2 separate regions of the Homo sapiens genome follow, and region 2 is linked to region 1. The links are chromatin loops, found by intact Hi-C in ENCODE. Cell type or tissue: breast epithelium. All regions are shown on one strand. Each heading gives the region's core, and the rest is flanking DNA. Links, peaks and the distances in the headings are about the cores only.

The links. Hi-C counts contacts between places; a loop is a spot of excess contacts. Peaks named below come from ENCODE experiments on the same cell type or tissue, not always from the same donor. Only the 100,000 strongest peaks of a DNase experiment are listed, where the experiment ranks them.
Region 2: a loop joins it to region 1, with 21 times the contacts of the local background. A loop is called at or near these places in 4 of 110 quality-filtered maps.

What each region holds. Positions count from the first base shown.
Region 1 is chr12:91,997,783-92,009,029 of GRCh38, forward strand. All of the region lies in intron 1 of LINC01619 (long intergenic non-protein coding RNA 1619), which reads right to left. Among named protein-coding and RNA genes, the nearest start is that of LINC02404, 130 kb to the left of the region's middle. In breast epithelium, for the core only: no CTCF peak of the experiment used is centred there; no DNase peak of the experiment used is centred there.
Region 2 is chr12:92,051,319-92,062,565 of GRCh38, forward strand. The region is part of intron 1 of LINC01619 (long intergenic non-protein coding RNA 1619); the gene reads right to left. Among named protein-coding and RNA genes, the nearest start is that of LINC01619, 86 kb to the right of the region's middle. In breast epithelium, for the core only: no CTCF peak of the experiment used is centred there; a DNase peak (open chromatin) is centred at 4,774.

The sequences.
Region 1 (11,247 bases), core at 4,209-9,208:
CACCATAAACCAGATGGACCTGACAGACATTTACAAAACATGTCATCCAACAGCTACAGAATACACATTCTTTTCATCAGCACATGGAATTCTCCTGTAATGCCTATATATTAAGACTCAAAACAAGTCTCAAAAAAATTTTAAAAATTAAATTATACCAAGTATCTTATCTGACCATAATAGAATGCAACTAGAAATCAGTAACAAGAGGAACACTTGAAACTATACGAATGCATGGAAATTAAACAACCTACTCTTAACTAATGAATGAAGAAATTAAAAATAAAATTAGAAAATTCCTTGAAACAAAAGAAAATCAAAATACAACATCCCAAAACCTATGCAACACAGCAAAACCAGTATTAAGACAAGTTTATAACAATAAATACCTACCTCAAAAAATTAGAAACATTTCAAATAAACAACCTAATGATGCATCTCAAAAAACTAGAAAAGCAAGGACAAGTCAAACCTAAAAGTAGTAGAAGGAAATTATAAAGATCAGAACGGAAATTAATAAAATTGAGACTAAGAAAACATAATTTTAAAAATCAACCACAAAAAAAGTTGGCTTTTCAAAAACGTAAACAAAAGTCTCCCATCAACAACAACAACAAAAACTCCAGGACTAGATGACTCCACTGCTGAATTCTACCAAAGTTTTACAGAAGAAGTAATACCAATTCTCTCAAAAAAAACTGATGCAAAGGGAGTTCTTTCTTACTCATTTCATGAGACCAGCACAACCCTAATACCAAAACCAGACAGGAACACATACACAAAATGAAAATTACGAGCCAATATCCCTGATGAACAGAGACATAAAAATCTTCAACAAAATACTGGTAAACAGAATCCAACAACAGATCAAAAAGATAATATACCATGATCAAATGGGATTAATCCCAGGAATGCAAGAATGGTTCAACATATGCAAATTAACAAAAGTGATACATCCTATCAACAGAATGAAGGACAAAAACCATATGATCATTGCAATAGATGCAGAAAAAACATTTGAAAAAACTCAACACCCCTTCATATAAAAATTCTCAATAATTAAGTATAGAAGGAAGGTACCGCCAAACAATAAAGACCACATGTGACAGACTCACGGCTAACATCATATTGAATGGGGAATAGCTGAAAGTAAGAACTGGAACAGGACAAGGAGGCCCATTTTCACTACTGTTTTGTGATATGGTACTGGAAATCCTAGTCAGAATAATTAGGGAAGAGAAAGAAATAAGGGGAATCCAAATTAGAAAGAAGGAATTCAAATTGTCCCTGTTTTCACAGGACATGATCTTATATATAGAAAAACCTAGACTCCACCAAAAAACTCTTAGAACTGATAAACAAATTCAGTAAAGTTACAGGATACAAAATCAATATGTGAAAATCAGTAGCATTTCTATACACCAGCAATGAATTAGAAATCAAGAGGCCGGGCGCGGTGGCTCACGCCTGTAATCCCAGCACTTTGGGAGGCCGAGGCGGGCGGATCACGAGGTCAGGAGATCGAGACCATCCTGGCTAACACGGTGAAACCCCGTCTCTACTAAAAATACAAAAAATTAGCTGGGCGAGGTGGCGGGCGCCTGTAGTCCCAGCTACTCGGGAGGCTGAGGCAGGAGAATAGCGTGAACCCCAGGGGGCGGAGCCTGCAGTGAGCAGAGATTGCGCCACTGCACTCCAGCCTGGGCGACAGCGAGACTCCGTCTCAAAAAAAAAAAAAAAAAAAAAAGAAATCAAGAAGGCAATCCCATCTACAATAGCTACAAAATAAAATAAAATACTTATGAATAAATTTAACCAAGGAGGTGAAAATTCTCTACAAGGAAAACTGCAACACACTAATGAAAGAAATTGAAGAGAATACAAACAAATTGAAAAACATCCCACGCTCACAGATCAGAAGAATTAATATTGTTGAAATGACCAAACTACCCAAAACAATCTACATATTTAACACAATTCCTATCAAAATACCAATAACATTCTTCATGAAAATAGAAAAGCCATTCCCAAATATTGTATGGAACCACGCAAGACCTCAACCAAAACAATCCTGAGGAAAAAAAGAAAAAAAAAAAAAAGCTGGAGACATTACACTACCAGGCTTTAAAATATACAATATATTACAAAGCTGTAGTAACTAAAACAACATGGTAATCACATACATAGACCAGTGGAGCAGATTAGAGAACTCCAAAATTAATCCATATATCTACAGTCAACATATAACATCATATTGCATCAGATTCCTGACATATGCAACATATAACATCAGATTCCTGACAAAGGTGTCAAGGACATACATTGGGGAAAGGACAGTCACTTCCACAAATGGTGATGGGAAAACCAGGTACCCATATAGAAGATAATGAAATTAGACCCCCACATATCATCCTATACAAAAAACAACTCAAAATGGATCAAAGACCTAAATGTAAGACCTGAAATTATAAAACTACTAGAAGAAGACATAGGAGAAACACTTCAAGACATTGTTCTGGGAAAATAATTTTGGTTTTTTTTTTGGTAGAGATGAGGTTTCACCATGTTGCCCAAGCTGGCCTCAAACTCCTGGGCTCAAGTGCTGGGATTACGGACATGAACCACTGTGCCCAGCCTGGAAAAGATTTTATAAATAAGACCTCAAAAGCACACACAACAAAAGCAAAAACAAAATGGGATTATAACTAAAAAGCTTCTGAATAGCAAAGTAAATAATCAATAGAGTGAAAAGATAACCCACAGAATAGTAGAAAATATTTGCAAACTACTCATCCAAAGGGTATTAATATCTAGAATACACAAGGATCTCAAACATCTCAACAGCAAAATAAAAAATCTGATTTTAAAATGGACAAATGCTCTGAACAGACATTTCTCAAAAGAAGACAAACAAATGGCCAAAAAATACATGAAAAGATGCCCAACATCACTAACCACTAGGGAAATGCAAATCAAAACCACAATGACGTATCATCTCACCCCAATTAAGACGGCTATTATCAAAAAGACAAAAAATAACAAATGCTGGTGAAGCTGCAAAACCAAGGAAACTCTTACACACTGTTGGTGGGAATGTAAACTAGTATAGCCACTATAGAGAAATGCATGAAATTTCCTGAAAAGTCTACAAATAGAACTATCATTTGATCCAGCTATCCCCCTACTGGGCAATTATCCAAAGGAAAGAAAATCAGTGTATCAAAGAGACATCTGCACCCCCAGCAGCACCATTCTCAATAGCTAAGATTTGGAATCAATTTAAGTGTCTAACAACAGATGAACGGATGAAGAGAATGTGGTAGGCTGGGCTCAGTGGCTCAAGCCTATAATCCTAACACTTTGGAAGACCGAGGTGGAAGGATTACATGAGGCTAGGATTTCAAAACTAGCCTAGGCAGCATAGAAAGACCCCATCTGTACAGATGGAAAAAAAAATTAGCCACTCATGATGGTCCAGCGTACTGTAGTCCCAGCTACTCAAGAGGCTGAGGAAGGAGGATTGCTTGAATCCAGAAGTTGGAGGCTTCAGAAAGCCATGATCATACCACTGCACTCCAGCCTTGGTAATAGGGAAAGACCTTGTCTCAAAAAGTAAAAGAAAAGAAAGGAAATATGGTATATATACATAATGGAATACTATTCAGCCTTTAAAAAGAATGAACTCTTTTTATTCATGGCAACATGGATGAAACTGGAAGACATTATTTTAAATTAAATTAGCCAGGAACAGAAAGTTAAACACCACATGTGGAAGCTAAAAAAAAAAGTTGATCTCATAGAAGTAAAAAGTAGAATAGAGGATGATGATAGAGGCTGGGAAGAGAAAGGGGAAGAAGGAGGATAGGGAGAAATTTGTTAAAAGACAGTACAGCTAAGTAGACAGAATAAGTTCTAGTGTTCTGTGGCACTGTAGGATGCCAATTGCCAATAATAACATATTACATAGTTTTAAATACCTAGAAGAAAGGCATTGAAGGTTTCCAGTGAAATGAAATGATAAATGTTTGAGATGATGAACATGCTAATTACCCCTGATAGGATCACTATGCATTACACGTATCACAGCACCACTATGTACCCCATACATTATTATGTGTCAGTTTTTAAAATGTTTAAATAAAAAGTAAAAATAAGTAAAAGATAATGGGGGGAGTAGATGGTGATTGACAAAATTGACCCTGAATTAGTGAAATAAGCATGGAAGTTCATTATTTCATCTTCTCTTATATATATTTGAAATCTTTTCCAATAAAAGTTTATATATAACTTGGCAATTAACTTACCAAAGCCTGTTTTCTTATTTATTAAACAGAAATAACAATATCTACAGCAGAGATAATATCTCCTTATAGATTTTTCTGAAATTTTAAGTAGTATATTTAAATCACATGGCACACAGTGGCTGTTAGATAATTTGTGGGGACTCAGTTTGACCCACTTATTGCTGAATTGGCTGGTCTGAAGTTAGGGAGTTTTTGCGCTATTCCTACAGCATAGCAATGCTGGGAGGGTGAGCAAGGGACAAGAAAAACCTATGTCCACATGAGTCACCCTTTCAGGCACCACAAAGATGCTGGTGGGAGATTTTGGCTTTTTTGTTTTTGTTTTTTTTTAAAAGTTCAATCTTCAAATGAGTTACTATTTTTGGATTTGTGAGCCCTGGAATATGCTGGTGCTGGTAGACACACTGGGTTGGCTAAGTGTTTATTCAGTCCCAGGCAACTCCAGGTGCAGGTAGAGAAGGTGCAAATATATCTTATCTTCCAAAGCCATTTACTCAGGCTCCCCCCTCACTTCCACAGGCAGTTTTCTTTTATGAAATACCAAAAATATCAGATTATCTTCAAAACTAAATAATTCTAAACCTCCCAGTTTCCCCAACTCATTCCAATTCTCCCTGATTATTTTCTTTTTGCTTTGCATTCCTGTACTACTTAGCCTTACCCTTGTTCGCAAAAGACCAAAGTGTAAAGCAAAAAAATTAAACAGTGAAGTACAGAGGCACCAAGGCCGGAAAAGATTAGATTGCTCAGAGGCACAGTCTGCTTTCAGAGATGATAAGCCCTGAGTAGTTCTTCTGGTTAGTTTTTCAATGGCTGAATTTTTTTGGCTCTCTGGATACTGCTGGAGACTTCAGTTTGTTAAGAGCTAACCCTGGACTCTCTCCCGTTCCTGCCTGCATGTCAATTCATCTTATTTCTAATAAAGCCAATTCTTATTTTTCTAACTTGTTTCCAATTCTCAAATGTAGCTCCAAAGAAAACAGAAAGTAATTAAAATGTCAACACTTCCCTGAAAAAGAACATAAACTCTCTTTGGATTTTCTTCCCATTGGAAATGTTACTTTTCTCCAAGGTGCCTGGGCCCCATGTGTGGCAACCAGCTGTCACCCACAGCAGACCCATCAGGCAATGCACATAAATCCCCTCTGTTCATTACTCTCGTTTGCATTTCTTCTTCTTCCTTACCATTTTCCAAATGGAGAGATCCTATAAATGAAGTACTTATGCCTGTCTCTTATAATGGACTAATATCTACGCCAATGTAATATATCCAAATTGTATGCAATATGAAATAAGCTCCAGCAGCAATAAGCTATTTAATCTAATGTGGAAAAAGCAATGTGGAGCCTAACAGCTTATTATTTAGTGCAGTGCAATAAATTAACTAAGCACCATTTTGCATAATAAGAGCTGATTATTCCTTTTACCTTCATTTGGATTGGTTTGGATGGGTTATGACTGTCTTCAGAGTTAATCGGGTTTATGTGAAACAACTTCTTTTTTAAATGTATTCCATTAAAGAATGAAATAAGGAAGAGCAAACATGTGCCATTATTTTGCGATTGGTGTTTTTGAGGTTAGTCTTTTAGAAGAAAATTCCCCATTAACAGGCAAACGTTGTGACCATTGTCCCAGAACTCTTTAATTGGAAAGAAGCCAATATTTGTCTCCCTTCTCACCCTTTTTCTACTTTTCCCTGTAGATTCCTGCCATTCCCTTGACTCGATTTTTCAAAGCACTTTTAGTAAAACACTTGGTTTCTTCTTTCCAGTATCTCTCCAACCCTGGCCTCTCTCATCCCCACACCCAATTACTTAGCACTTTGAGGTACATATCAGACTGATCAGCACCACTGGTCAGTAAGTGCAGCCGTTCTATCTAGTGTTACAGCCAGACCTCCCACCAAAGGTCTCCAAAATGCATCAATAAGTATCAAAACACATGTCAACAACAATGGCTGCAGCAAATCATCATAACTAGCATTTTAGAGAGCTGAACATGATGCTAGCACCTTAAAGAGGCATCTTATAGTAACCCCATAAGGTAGATATCATCATCATCATCCCTATTTTACAAGTGGAAATTGTGTCTGATCAAGATTAAATATGAGGGCTTGATTCTGAATAACATCAAAATCTTTGTAACATGTTATATTATCTGCTGGGGGGTAAAAAATAAAACATGTTAGCGAAAAAGTCTCTCTCTGTTTCTGCATTACTGTCCAGGGAAAAGCAATTCAAAGTGGGTGTCCTATCTGCAGTGAGGCCAAACCTTCAAAATCACTTAGATGAGGTTATTTTTACAGTACTTAGGATACATGTGGGGTCTGCCACCTCTGCCCTTTATAGAGATTTGCATTCCTTTTCTGGATTAATAAACTGCTTGAGGTTAGGACGTGTATTTTCTACACAATAGGACATCAGTGTGGTATAACGTCTGAGTCAGAAAATCCTAGGTTTTTGGGTTTTCTTGTTTGTTTGTTTGCTTGCTTGCTTTAGAGACAGGGTCTCACTCTGTCCCCCAGGCTGGAGTGCAGTGGCACAATCAGTTCACTGCAGCTTTGACACCCTAGGCTCAAGTAATCCTCCCACCTCAGTCTCCTGAGTAGCTGGGACTACATGGATGCACCACTGCACACAGCTAATTTTCTAATTTTTTTGTAGAGTCAAGATCTAACTATGTTGCCCAGGCTGGTCTCAAAGAAAATCCCACTTCTGGGATCAAGTGATCCACCCTCCTCAGCCTCCCAAATTCCTGAGATTACAGGCATGAGCCACTGCACCTGACTGAAAACCCCAGGTTTTAATTTTGGCTCTATTTACCAGTAACTATAGCAAGCTCTAGTCTGCTTAAAATAAAAGTAGGTAAATATACCTCATAGAGCTGTTAAAGACAGTAAATGAAATAACATAAACACATAGCACAGGTGATAAAATCAATAAATTCTAGTTCTCTCTCTCTCTCCATACTCATTCCACCTCTAATATCTAAGCATCAGTTTTCTACACATGGAAATATTCCATGGAAGTGTCAAGGACAGTAAAGTGTGAATGAAAGCCTGACTGAAACTCTTTCCTTGCATTATTTTCTCTTAACGATAATTCATTGCCACATATTTACCCGTCTCACCAAAATGATATTTTTAAAAAGTGATTTTAATTCTACAACTTTTAATTCTACAACAATTCATAAAGTGAGTAAAGGTAACTGTCATTCTTATCTAATAGCCCTTTTCTTCTAAATTCTCCTTCTCTATTGCTTCATTTCTCTTCTCCAAGTTGTGGCAGTAAGCACCACTGATTATCTAAGGAAGCTTTGAATCAAGGTCAAGGACATCTAATTTTAAATTTTATCTCCTCACTCTTCTGACATGAAACTTTCCTTTCACTTTAGGAGGAAAAAAAAGAGCTAAGAAGAATAGCAAAAGACAAACCTGAAGTCTTTCAAAACTTTAAGGAGAAATTCAAGAAGAAGCCAAATTGTGATGTCATCCACACACATGAAAAATTATATGGCAAATTTTACTTAACATTATAAATGGCTTCAAGTTTTAAAGATGCATGAGGGGAAACATTATTCTTTGGACATATTTACACATTGTTGGGTTCTAAATGAAATGGTTCATAACAAAAAAATTATGGACAAGCCGGGCGCGGTGGCTCATGCCTGTAATCCCAGCACTTTGGGAGGCCGAGGCGGGCAGATCACAAGGTCAGGAGATCGAGACCATCCTGGCTAAAACGGTGAAACCCCGTCTCTACTAAAACTACAAAAAATTAGCCGGGCATGGTGGCGGGTGCCTGTGGTCCCAGCTACTTGGGAGGCTGAGGCAGGAGAATGGCGTGAACCCGGGAGGCAGAGCTTGCAGTGAGCCAAGATCGTGCCTCTACACTCCAGCCTGGGTGACAGAGCAAGACTCCGTCTCAGAAAAAAAAAAAAAATTATGGACAGTTTTCTTCAATGAATGACAAGTTGTTTCATCTTTGGTTTATGACATCTTTTCCTTTAGAGAACTCGAACTGTTTAATATTTTTTTGAGTTAAAAGAAGAACATTATTTGATGGAATTCGAGTTGATAAAATGACAGCTCAGAGAGATTAAGTAAAATATACAGAGCCACACAGCAAATTATTGTCCAATATTTTAAAATTTTGAATTGAGAGAGTGGGAAAGCTTTAAAAAGAAAAAAAAAGACAATATGCTGGGTAGAGCAGCTTACTTGAGAATTAAAATTTTGTTCTTGAGTCTCCCTCTCAATGCCCTAAGGGAATGCACAACTTAATTGAATGTGGGAGGCAGTGGGGGAATATATGAGATGAAACTTTGCCTAGAAATCTGGGAAGGGGAAGAAAAGTGATGCTTAAGGTTGAGCCTTCCAGAATGAATTGGACTTCCCAAGATCAACATTGTGAAGTAAGAGTGATGGGTTGGGGAGGAGAAGGCATTCCAGGCAAATGGCAGGCTGTGCTTGGCATGAAAACATGGGTGTAAACCTTTTATGTTGTGAACAATGAAGGGGCTAGAAGCTAGATCATGATTAGGTTTGCCTTTTGGAAGGATGAACATGACAAAAATAAAGGGTAGAGCTAAAATTGGGACCAAAGAGAACAGCTAAGGAGCTCTTATCGTTGTCAAGGGTGTTGGCGGGGGTGGGGGGGTCCGCTCTGTAACACTTATTTGAGTTGAGCAAGGTGGATCACCCATCAAAGCTGGTCCTCATGCTGCACATCCTACTCTTCTCACATATAAATCACATTGCATCTCAGCAAATTACAAATAATGTCATGTATCTCTGGGATGGCTCTAAAATGACTAATTTGTTCAAGCCATTGTTGAAAAGAAAGAAAGCCGAGGACAGGATCCTGGAGGACGCAGGTCAATAAATTGCTGAAAGAGCAGAGAAATCCATGAAGGCTCCCTGGAGGAAGAAGGAAATCCCAGAGAGCTAAAAGGTGTCAGGCACCAGAGAAGTCGATCAGACTCAGGGAAAGGAAGAGCATGGGAGGAGGCCAAGTAGAAAGGGCAGACCTACAGAACAAAGCCTGTAAAAGCAGAGTTTCAGGGTCATTGGTGGCTCCTGACAGAACAATTTGTATGGAATAAGAGTACAGTGATCCTATATTACAAGTAAATTGGGTCAGGGGTAGAAATGGCTGGTATGGAGCATTTTTTTTTTTTTTTTTTTTTTTTTTTTGGAGATGGAGTTTCATTCTTGTGGCCCAGGCTGGAGTGCAATGGCGTGATCTCGGCTCACCGCAACCTCCGCCTTCCAGGTTTAAGCAATTCTTCTGCCTCAGCCTCTCGAGTAGCTAGGATTACAGGCATGCGCCACCACACCCAGGTAATTTTTTGTATTTTTAGTAGAGATGGGGTTTCTCCATGTTGGTCCAGCTGGTCTCAAACTCCCGACCTCAGGTGATCTGCCCGCCTCAGCCTCCCAAAGTGCTGGGATTACAGGCGTGAGCCACTGCGCCTGGCCTGGAGCATCTTTTTAAGAAGTTTAGCTATGACAGGAAGGAAAGAGAGTGGCTATAGCCAGAGGGGCATGCGGAATGAAGGTGGGAACTTTTTTCATTTCTTTTTTTAAATGGTAGAGAGATTTGGGCATATTTAACGATAGTAATGAAGATAGAAAAAGAATATAACCTGGGAATACTAAGACCAGCAGAAACACAGATGTAAGAAATGAATGCTTTGGGTGGGGAGGGATACGGTTATCTGTGAGTTAAGAAAGGAGAATTTCATCAAAAGGAAGAAAGACAACCCTGGTTTCTGATGATCATATATAAAATGGCACAGTGGAAAGAACACTTTAGACTAGGAGTCTCCAGCCTTCAGTCCCAGTCCATGGCCTGTTAGGAACCAGGTCACACAGCAGGAGGTGAGCAGCAGGTGAGCACAGGAAGCTCTGTCTGTATTTACAGCTGCTTGCAATTGCCACATTACCGCCTGAGCTCCTCCTGTCAGTTCAGTGGCAGCATTAGATTCCAATAGGAGTGTGAACCCTATTGTGAGCTGCGCGTGCGAGGGGTCTAGGCTGCGCGCTCCTTGTGAGACGCACTCCTTATAAGAATCTAACGCCTGATGATCTGTCATTGTTTCCCATCACCTCCAGATGGAACCGTCTAGTTGCAGGAAAGCAAGATGTCAGGGCTCCCACTGATTCTACATTATGGTGAGTTGTATAATTATTAATATTTCATTATATATTACAATGTAATAATAATAGAAATAAAGTGCACAATAAATGTAATGTAATGTGCTTGAATCATCCCAAAACCATCTCCCACCCCGGTCCATGGAAAAACTATCTCCCATGAAACGGGTCCCTGGTGCCAAAAAGGTTGGGGGCTGCTGCTTTAGACCCTAAAAAGTCACTTACATTCAAAGTCAAATCCCAGCCTTATCTCTAACTAGCAGCGTCCCCTTTGACCAACACTTGACCTCTCTAAAACTCAGATTTTTCATCCACAAATAGTGATAAATACACCTACCTTAATGAATGAGGGGAGGATTTCAATTTCGATGATTCCCTGCTGACATCTCCTATTCTCTTCTCAGCTTGACTTTTCCCCCTAGCACCTATAACTTTCTAACATACTCAGTATTTTAGTGATTTATCTCGGTTATTATCTCTCTCTCCTAACAGAATGCAAACCAAACAAGAGTAAGAATGTTTTCCTATTTTGTTCACTGCTATATCCTCAGCGTTACAGTGCCTAGCACCTGGTAGGTTATCAATTTAAAAAAAAGTGAAATAAATAATGATTAGGATACTACAGAGCAGTTTCTCAACTTTGACACCACTGACATTTGGAGCCAGATAATTAATTTGCTTGAGGGGGTAGGGGCTGTCCTGTACCCCGTGAGATGTTTAGCAACATCCCTGGCCTCTAACCACTAGAGGCCAATGGCACCCCACCCCCAGCTGTGATGAGCAAAA
Region 2 (11,247 bases), core at 2,515-7,514, 52 kb after region 1:
GAGACCCAGTCTCTACAAAAAATTTAAAAATTAGCTGCATGTGGTAGCGTAGACCTGTAGTCCCAGCTACTCAGGAGGCTGAAGTGGGAGGGTCACTTGAGCCCAAGGAAGTTGAGACTGCAGTGAGCCAAGATTGCACCACTGCACTTCAGCCGGGCCAACAAAGGGAGACCCTGTCTCAAAAATATATATATATATTTAAGAAAGAAAAAGGATAAACAATTTTCTAGAACCAGGCAGCTGAGTCAGAAACTAGAGTATGAAACCAGAGAACAGAGGGATGGGCAAATAAGCACAGGAAAGTGGGTGAGGTCACAAAGTGGATATTCTGAATTGTTTTTACAGGCTTTCAATAACCCAGAGACTTGTAGGTACAACTGCAAAAGAGATAAGTTGGCAGTAAACATGTTTCTGCAGTCATTTAGCCATTAATCATCCCCCTTACTATGTGCAGGATAGAACTCCTGATTTTCACATCCCTCCCGCCAACTCTTCCCCATCTCCAGAAAATCATCTGCCATCCACTCAAGCCCCCTGCAATGAGCCCTTCTTGATTCCTCTTTTCTCTCAGGTGCTGCATCTTCACATCCAATCCATAAGCATGTCCTTTGACTCTGCTCTGAAATAGGGCCTGATTTCTCATCATTTCCACTCTACTCCAAGCCACATCATTGCTTGTTTTGACTGCAGTGATACCTTCTTAACTGGCCCCCATCTTCTGCTCCTGCCCCCTACTATATCTTCTTACCACAGCCAGAATGCTCCTTTTAAAACATAAATGTAATCATATTACTTTCTTCTAATGGTTTCTAATCCCATTCAGAATAAACCATGGCCTACAAATCCTTTAGGATCTGGCAGCTTCCTTCCTTTCCAATCACATCTCCAACTCTTTTCTTTATCTGTTACCCTCTCCAGGCATGCCAAGCTCATCTTCAAGTCATTGCTCTATTGCCTCCCATCACTTGGAGTCTCTTCCTACTGATCTTTGCATGACTGTCTCTGTCTTGTCATATAGTCCTCAGTGTAAATATTGACCCCTCAGGCAGGCCATCCTTGAACATCCAATCTAAAGAAGCCATTCATTACAAAACTGTGAATCTACGTTGATGCCCTGTGTACACTTTTTATTTTTCGCATTTTTTTTTCTCAGTTACCTTCATGGTGTCATGATCGTGTTTTTGTTATTTTGTGGTTGTTGTTTGTTTTCTCCTGCTAGAACCTCCAACGAAAGCAGCACCCAGCCAGGCATGGTGGCTCACGCCTGTAACCTAGCACTTTGGGAGACCAAGTCAGGTGGATCGCTTGAGCTCAGAAGTTCAAGACCAGCCTGGGCAACATAGTGAAACCCCATCTCTACACAAAAATATGAAAATTAGCCATGCATGGTGGTGCACACCTCTAGTCTCAGCTACTCAAGAGTCTGAGGTGGGAGGATTGCTCGAGCCCAGGAGGTTGAGGCTGCAGTGAGCCGAGATTGTGCCACTGCACTCCAGTGTGGGTGACAAAGTGAGACCCTGTTTCCGAAAAAAAAAAGAAAGAAAGAAAAAAGTAGCACCGCAACTTGCCTCGATCATTACTATATATACACAGTGTGTAGAACAGTTCTTAATGAACGGTAAGCACTTTCTTCTACTTTGTAGAATAAATAAACGAATGGAGAAATGAACAAATGAGTGAATTCCTCCCTCTTTCTCACGTCTGTAATCTCTTCCTCTTCACTGTCTTCTTATTCACCCCCTCCCACCACCCAGCCTAAAACTTTGTTGAAATCTCTTACATCATTCAAAAATAAAAATTTTCTTTAATCATCTCTAAATTCTCTCCATCCTTTCTTCTCCCTTGTTTATATAAACTTTTCAAAAGCATACTCTACAATTAGAGTATGTTCTTCTCTAGCTTCTGACCCTCCACCCTGGGGAAACTGTTCCAGTTGAGGAAACAAAAGTCCTCTTAAATGCCAAATCAAATGGCCATTTTCAGCCCTTGCATTACTGTACCCCACTGTTGTATCAGATGGTGTCTCTTCTTCCTCCTATCTTGACCCCTTACCATTTCTTCTTCCTATTTGTACCTCTCTGACTATTCCCTCTCTGTTCTCTTCTTAAGGCAACAACCTTGACTTCGTCATACAATTTTCATGATTCCCCTTTCAGTCCTCTACCATTTATTCATTGTCCTATGGCTCGGGTCACTTTGAATCCATGGTTCATGGCCCTTCTGTCTTTACTCTCTCTTCCTACCTGATTTCATCCTCTCTTAGGACTTCAAATGTCCCCTAAAATCAGATTTTTTAAAAAGCTCTACCTCCAGTCTAGAACTCTTGCCCAAATCTGTATATACTCAGATATCCCATAATCACTTCAAACTCAGCATGTCCAACTCCGTAAAGTCTGAGTTAGTACCCCCATTTTATAATAAGAAAACTGAGACTTAGCAGTTAGACATTTCACCTAAGAGCACTTAACTGGGGAATGGTAAAGCTGGAATTTAAATACAATTCTCCCAGTCACCAAAGCCCATTTTGTTCCACCATGTTACCATGTCTTTGTGTTACAAGAGTAGAAAGTTGACAATAGCCAAAATATCTTTCTAGAGAGTAGTTACATGTATGATGAAATGCCAAAAGATGAAATTTTACACTGCTAATAGAAAGGATAATTTTGATGTATGTTTAATAGGAAAAATGCTCATGACATATATTGAAATTTTTTAAGTGAGACATAAAACTATGTATATTAAAATCCTAATCTGGTTCTTATGATTAGAATAAAGTCTGGAAAGAAAACAAAAAACACTTAATGTTATCATTATGTGATATCATAATTATAGTTTAAATAATTGCCTTTTTCCCTCTACCAGCTCATTTCTGCTCTCTACTAATGCCCCCAATTTCCTTTTAGAGAATCACTTCTTCCTCACTTATGGATCTTGATGATAATAATTGAGGTTCTTTGCTCCCCGTAAGGGAAGTTGAAAAGGATCTCTGGCAGTTCCTTAGCCAGATCTTTTTGCTTATTAGTGCAGTATAAGCCAAAGAGCTTGCTGCATCCTAACATGAGCTAATAAGACTTTTTAGCTGAGCTACACTGGGACACACACACAAAAATGATATATTTCATTCAATTCTATTGCACCTGAACTAGGCAGTCAAGTTTTTACTACATTGATGCCTAGAGCTGCCCTTCTTTTTGTCCTATTTCTAAACTGACTCTCCGGTCTCCTGCTCGTTCTGGATGGGAAACACTCTTACATCCTTTTAATATATTTTCTTTTTTGAGCTGGACACAGTGGCTCATGTCTGTAATCCTAACACTTTGGGAGGCTGAGGTGGGAGAATTGCTTGAGGCCAGGAGTTTGAGAACAGCCTGGTCAACATAGCGAGACTCCATCTCTACGAAAAAGATTTTTTTTTTTTAAATTAGCCGGGTGTGGTGGTACACACCTGTAGTCAGTCCTAGCTATTCATGAGGCAGAGATGGGAGGATAGCTTGTGACCAGGAGTTAAAGGTTATAGGGAGCTGTGACTGTGCCACTGCACTGGGTGACAGAGCAAGACCATTTATCTAAAAAGTAAATACATGAATTTTCTTTTTTGACTAAATTAGCTCTTAATTGGTTTCTGTTACTTATAGCCAAAGAACTCTGACTGATAGATGTCTTTATTTTCTATCTTTCTACATTAAACGTGTTTTGTCTTTATATTCAAAATAAATAAGGAAATGAAAAATTAAAGATCCAGTCCTAAAATAGTAAAATATATGGTCAGAAATGCATGTGACTATAAGAAACCTGGATTAGATGTGTAGCTTAATCTCTACTAATCCATGACTGTTTCTGGTAAGTCACCCCACTCTGTGTTGTCATTCCATACTAACAGCAGATCAATGGCATTACCTTCATATACAGACAGGAAATATTTTGATCTGTGTTTCTAATAAGTTTGTGGCCAACAAGACCCTATCAAAGCAAGGCGTGGCTTATACTGGAAAATAAATGCATTCATTTGGTCAAGTGATCCATTTGTTGAATGCTTTCTTCACTCCATTCAGTGGGTATACAAAAATAAATGGTACCCAGTTTCTGTTCCTGAGAAATTCCTCACCATATTTTGAAGCAAATGCACAGCAGATAAATTGCAAAAAGATGTGGTAAGTGCTATTACAGAGATATGAACATAAAGCAGAAAGGAAAGAACCGTCAGTTTAAAGATTCTAAATACAAGAAAGAAAATAACAAAAGCCTCAGCATTAACTGTTTTAACTAAAAAGTATGTTATAGCCAACAGTGAATATATGCTTATTTGCAAAAAGGAAGATCAAGCTGATGAGAAAGCATGCGAAGTTTGCTATTATCCTTTCAGTGGCAAAAGCATATTAAAGGCTATGATTTTCATTTCTTTTAAAAAGTGCATCTAATAAGTTAAAGATAAAACTTTAATTTTTAGTATTAAATCCCTTTAAAACATTGTAATGACCTTGCCATCAACCTATTTTAATAAAAGAAATTCACCATCAGCATCCCCTCCTACTCAACTTATTTAGTATTTATTTATTTCCAAAATCCAATCCCCATTTTCTCAGTACCCAGAGTACTGAAGTAATGAAGTCCCACTGAAGGACCCACCTAGATTCTGTCTCTTCACCAAGTGTAGGGTAAAATGGGTGGAGTTCTCCTAAACGTATCTTTACATCATTCTACGCCTATTATGGGTTTCTTTCTCACAAGACATGATCTGATACCTGCCTACACCAGAATATTGACAGAGGCGGTGACTCACTCTGCCACCACTTCCAGGTAACATGTTTACATTTAGACTGAAGCCTTCTACAGAAAATATCTTAACTGAAAGAAAGAATAATGACCCTGTTCGTGGAAGTTTTGAATATGATAGACCAAAAACAAAATAAAACATCAAAAAATCTAGACCCAGAGAGTCTAACTCAGTAATTCTGATGAGAGGTCTTAGAAAAATAAATCCATCTGTATAAAAATTTTTAATATTCTCCTTTCTTAGAAGATACTAATATTGGGAAAGAAGTTTGGATATTTAAGGAATGATTAAATAAATAAACATTTCATCTTACCCCGAAATAGCCAAATAAGCTCCAAGCAAAAATCTAGCCCAGGAACATACACACAGAGATGCTTCCGGGACAGGCCACATGTGAAGCTGTTTATGTCTTATGACCTCTACTTTCCCTGTCTCTGCCCTTCCAGGGTCAACTCCAATCCTCACAGGAGCAATTTAGAAATAATGACAGAGGATGAACTTTTTTTTTTCTGAACTAGTTTTTTTTGTTGTTGTTTATTTCTTAAAAAAAAAAGGGATACATGTGCAGAACTTGCAAGTTTGTTACACAGGTATACATGTGCCATAGTGGTTTGCTGCACCTATTGACCCGTCCTCTAAGTTCCCGCCCCTCATCCTTCATCCCTCAACAGACCCTGGTGTGTGTTGTTCCTTTCTCTGTGTCCATGTGTTCTCATCATTCAGCTCCCACTTATGAGTGAGAACATGCAGTATTTGGTTTTCTGTTCCTGTGTTGGTTTGCTGAGGTTGACGGCTTCCAGCTTCATCCATGTCCTGCAAAGAACATGATCTCATTCCTTTTTATGGCTGCATAGTATTCCATGGTGTACATGAACCACATTTTCTTTATCCAGTCTGTCATTGATGGGCATTTTGGTGGGTTCCATGTCTTTGCTATTTTAAATAGTGCTGCAATAAACATATGTGTGCATGTGTCTTTACAGTAGAATGATTTATATTCTTTTGGGTATAAACCCAGTAATGGGATTGCTGGGTCAAATGGTATTTCTGGTTCTAGATCCTTGAGAAATCGCCATACTGTCTTCCACAATGGTTGAATTAATTTACATTCCCACAAACAGTGTAAAGTGTTCCTATTTCTCCACAGCCTTGCCAACATCTATTGTTTCCTGACTTCTTAAAAATCACCATTCTAACTTGCAATCAGATGGTGTCTCATTGTGGTTTTGATTTGGATTTCAAAATGATCAGTGATGTCGAGCTTTTTCTCATATGTTTGTTGGCCGTGTAAATGTCTTCTTATGAGAAGTGTCTGTTAATATCCTTTGCCCACTTTTACATGGGGTGGCTGGCCATATTACCTGAAGTAATTTATAGATTCAATGCTATTCTCATCAAACTACCACTGACATTCTTCACAGAATTAGAAAAAAACTATTTTAAATTTCATATGGAATTAGAGAAGATCCCACATAGCCAAGACAATCCTAAGCAAAAAAACAAAGCTGGAGGCATCATGCTACCTTACTTCAAACTATACTACAAGGCTACAGTAACCAAAACAGCATGGTACTGGTACCAAAACAGACATATAGACCAATGGAGCAGAACAGAGACCTCAGAAATAACACCAAACATCTGCAACCATCTGATCTTCAACAAACCTGACAAAAACAAGCAATGGGGAAATGGTCTCCTATTCAGTAAATAGTGCTGGGAAAACTGGCTAGTCACATGCAAAAAATTGAAACTGGACCCCTTCCTTATACCTTACACAAAAATTAATTCAAGATGGATTAAAGATTGGATGTAAAACCCAAAACTATAAAAACTCTAGAAGAAAACCTAGGCAATACCATTCAGGACATAGGCATGGGCAAAGACTTCATGACAAGAACGCCAAAAGCAATTGCAACGAAAGCCAAAACTGAAAAACGGGATCTAATTAAACTAAAGAGCTTCTGCACAGCAAAAGAAATTATCATCAGAGTGAACGGGCAACCTACAGAATGGGAGGAAATTTTTGCAATCTATCCATCTGACAAAGGGCTAATATCCAGAATTTATAAGGAACTTAAACATATTTACAAGAGGATGAGCTTTGGAATCAAACAGACCTGCGTTAATAAGTAGACTCTGACACTTATTAATAATATGATCTTGAGCAAGTTACTAAATCTCTCTGAACCTTAGTCTTTTCATCTGGAAAATGAAAAATTAATTTATTTCTTGCAGGTCTCTATGAAATTTAAGTGATTCTATATAAGCACCTCATCTGACACATAGAATATGTTCAATTCAGTGGCTATTAGTACACAAGGAGTCATGCTTTTGCTGGCAGTAACAATACACCCAACCTTGCCCTTCCCTAAAAATGACATACAGTTCAAAAAGATTCCTTCTTTTCCTTTCCAAATCCCATAAATAACAAACAATCAAACATGTCTATGCCTTATTTGATAATGTCTGTAAACCAGCCAATCCAAACCTGAAAATGCCAGCTGATGGCTTTGCATTACAAAGTACCTCTGCTGAAATGAAGATGCTTGGAGAGCTGAGACTTGAATTTAAAAGAGTGTCAGTTGTGTCCCACTGTTCTATCACGTGAGGTATTCCAGAATAACTGGTGTCTACAGAATTATTCATACAAGGTGTCAGTGGGCTCATAGGCTTCAAAGGAAGGTCAAAAAGAACTGGCCTCCAGTCTCAGCACATGAACCCTTGGCCACTCTGTGTGGGCCCAGGAGAGTGGAGGTATAGGTGTGTGAGAGAGCCTAAGGAGGATTATCATTTCCTGTTTCTATATTCATACTGTGTTCAGGCAGGAACTCTAAGTACATTTCTTACCCATCAGCATTTTCAGAATTAGAAAATGAGAGGGCTGAGAAGGAAGTTAGAAACCATCAGTGTATGTAGCATTTCTCAAGGTGTGTGGACTCTGCCTCCCATCTATGGAATCCCTAAAGATGGGGTCAGTAATCTTTTTTTTTTTTTTGAGACGGAGCCTCACTTTGTCACCCAGGCTGGAGTTCAGTGGCATGATCTCGGCTCACTGCAACCTTCACCTCCTGGATTCAAGTGATCCTACTGCCTCAGCCTCCCTAGTAGCTGGGATTACAGGTGTGTGCCACCATGCCTGGCTTATATTTGTATGTTTAGCAGATAACGGGATTTCACCATGTTGGCCAGGCAGGTCTCGAATTACTGACCTCAAGTGATCCACCCACCTCAGCCTCCCAAAGTGCTGGGACTACAGGCGTGAGCCACCGTGCCTGGCTGTAACCTGCATTTTTTTAAACAAGCATCCCAGGAGATTCTAAAGCATGTTTAAGATTGAAAACCACTGAGCCAACCCAAATGTTCCCATTTCAAAGTGAGGGCATTAAAGCCTGAAGAAAATGAATGGTTTGTATAAAGCAGTATCTTAACCTCAGTGCTATTGATAGTTTGGTGGTGTATAACCCTTCAAGGTGGGGAGCCGTCCTGTGTACTGTAGGATGTTTAGCAGCATCCCTGGCTTCTACCAAGTGGATGACACTAGCAGCCCTTCTGGTGTGACAACCTAGTGTTTTCAGAAATGGCCAAGGCAAAATCGCCCCGGGTGAGAATCACTGTCTAAAGTCACAGGGATCATCAGGAGTGGAGACAGACCAGCGTACAGTGTCCTGATTCACAGCTCAGCCATATCCCTGCATCTGCTGGCTCCTCTTCTCTTGCAGTGGGAAGCAAAATGAGAGGGAGGGGGTCCCAGGCCATAAAGGTCACTGGGTGAGAACATGGAAGTCAGAGCAAGTAACAGTGCTGCTTTTTGTGGGGGGGGGGCGACCTGGAACATTCCACCTGGCTTTTTCGATGACTTGTGCTTTTAGTCATGCCTACTTCTATTTGTTCCCCTGTTTAAACCTTGATCTTCCAGGAGAACTGGCAGGATTTGAATTGCCAACATCTTGGAAATCCATGCAGAAAGACGCCATATAAAATGTCTTTTAAACTGAGATTGAGTTAAAGGTTCTGCTGTGTAGAAACCAAGAGTGTCATATTCTAAATTTAGTGCCATGCCGGAAGAGGAGGGTAGTGAAGAGCAATGCAAAAGGAATCAGGAAATGTGGTTTCTGGTCCCAGCTCTTTCCAAACTTTAGCAAATCATTTCAGCTTTCTGGTCTACAGCAGTTTCTCATCAAATGGAGGGATTAAAGTAGGCCCCTGTATCTGTGCCTGGAATCATTCTGTGTCCTCCACCCAAGAGGCACTTAACACTGTCATCAAAAATCCAAACTCTACCTTTCTTCCAAAATCTAACTCTGGTTGTGTTTCCTCAATTTTCTTTGGTGATTATGATAATGATGTTGTGGTTGCATAGGAGAAAGTCATTGTTCATTAAAAAAACAATGCACTCTGAAGTAATTAGAAACAAAGTGTAATGATATCTGCAACTTACTCCCAAATGGTACCAAAAATTATAAAATTTGTATCTTATATATACAAATATATATATATTTATATAGTGAGAGGGAGCACAAATATACCAAGAGATTACTAAATGCTGAATCTCATTGAAGGGTATATGGGTGTTCATTTTATGATTTGTTTTCATTTTTCTGTATGTTTTAAATTTTTCAAAGTCAAACGTTGAAGAGAAAAACAGCTCCAATTTTGTCTCCTCCAGAAAGCCTTTCCTGAATTAGCTGAAATAATTCCTCTGGATTCCCATGGCATTTATGTACTCTGTGTTTATCACTTTCTACTTTGTATTATAGTTATTGAAATATTCACATGGCAGGTCATAAAATAGCTAAGGCAATACTCAACTATGCAGAGAACACTTGTTCTAAATCTGTTCTTTCTTTAGTCTACAACTTCTGTGTTCCTCCTCACAAGACCTGCTACCAACAGGAAAAAATATCCAAATAAATTTTAGTCCAATCTTGTAATCTCAAATTGATCACATAATTTAGTTACTTTAGTAACTGAGACACATTTGGATAAAGGCCAGGCCCTACCTGTTCCTACTCCCATTTTTATCCATAGGATGGCAGCTGGGTGCAAAAGAGAAACTGATGTGTTGGGAGATGTCATGGGAAGGGGCCCCCAAGATCAACTTATGAAACTGGCTATTAATAGTATATCCATTGTGCAGACTTTAACTCTACACCCAGCAACAAGGTCCCTGAGGGACATCTTGGTGTTACAAGAAGTAGAAGGAGGAAGTTTTATTTCTGTGTCCTCTGGAGGGCCTGGACAGTACTTTATACCTATAGGTTCTTGATAAATATCAGCATCCACTGTCTTTTTGGTCTGTTTCTCTGATCTCCACAATGTTCCTTCTGCTCACATCACTTACCAAAATGTCATCATAAGTAATAAATAATAAGTTGATATTGGTAAAAAAAAAACTAATTTTCTGAGTGCCTGCTATGTGCCAGGCTCTATGCCAGGCTTTTCACATGTAATATTTAATTCCCACAATAAGTAGATGAGTTAGTACTATAATTAATTTATAATAAGGACAAACGTTGGTCTCTGCATTGATGGATTGTTGAATTAGGCTTCCTTCGCACACTTGGCAGGCTGTATTTGAAACTCCCATTTTCCATGACCCCCAATTTACTTGTACAACCATATCTTTTCTCCAGCCATACTGTTTCACTTTTGTCTCCTATAAATGCTATGTTTTCTGACCACCTGTATTAGTCCATTTTCACGCTGCTGATAAAGACATACCCGAGACTGGGCAATTTACAAAGTAAAGAGGTTTAAAGTACTTACTGTGTCACATGTCTGGGAAGGCTTCACAATCATGGTGGAAGGTGAAAGGCACAGCTCACATGGCAGCAGACAAAGTAAGAGAGGTTGTGCAGGGAAACTCCCTTTTATAAAATCATCAGATCTCATGAGACTTATCACTATCACGAGAACAGCACAGGAAAGACCTGCCCCCATGATTAAATTACCTCCCACTGGGTACCTCCCACAACACATGGGAATTCAAGATGAGATTTGGGTGGTGACACAGCCAAACCATATCACCACCCTACCTTTTTAAGTCACCTTTTGCATTCCCTTCAGCCTCCTTTATACTCCTTCAAAATCCATCTTTTAAGAGCAAACTTCCCTTCATTCAATCAACACACTCTTATTGAACACCTACTTTGTGCTTGCTACCCATTGTCCTAGGTCCTAGAAAGACAATGCTAAGAAAAAGAAATGCAGGCCCAATCTCTGCCCTGGTGGACTTTACAGTGTCTAGTGATTAAGTTTCAGTCTTGTCCCAGTTACTTTACTCTAACAAGAAAACAATCTCCCTGCTTGCACCTCCTTTCAAATACTCATATCTGTTTCACCCATTGGACACTTATTAGGTACAGCTATGTAGAATTCGTCATCCTATTCAGGGATTCTTTATTAAGGGTAACAATAATAATAATATCAGTAACTTCCATTAATTGAATGTCTACCCTATGCCAGGCACTCTA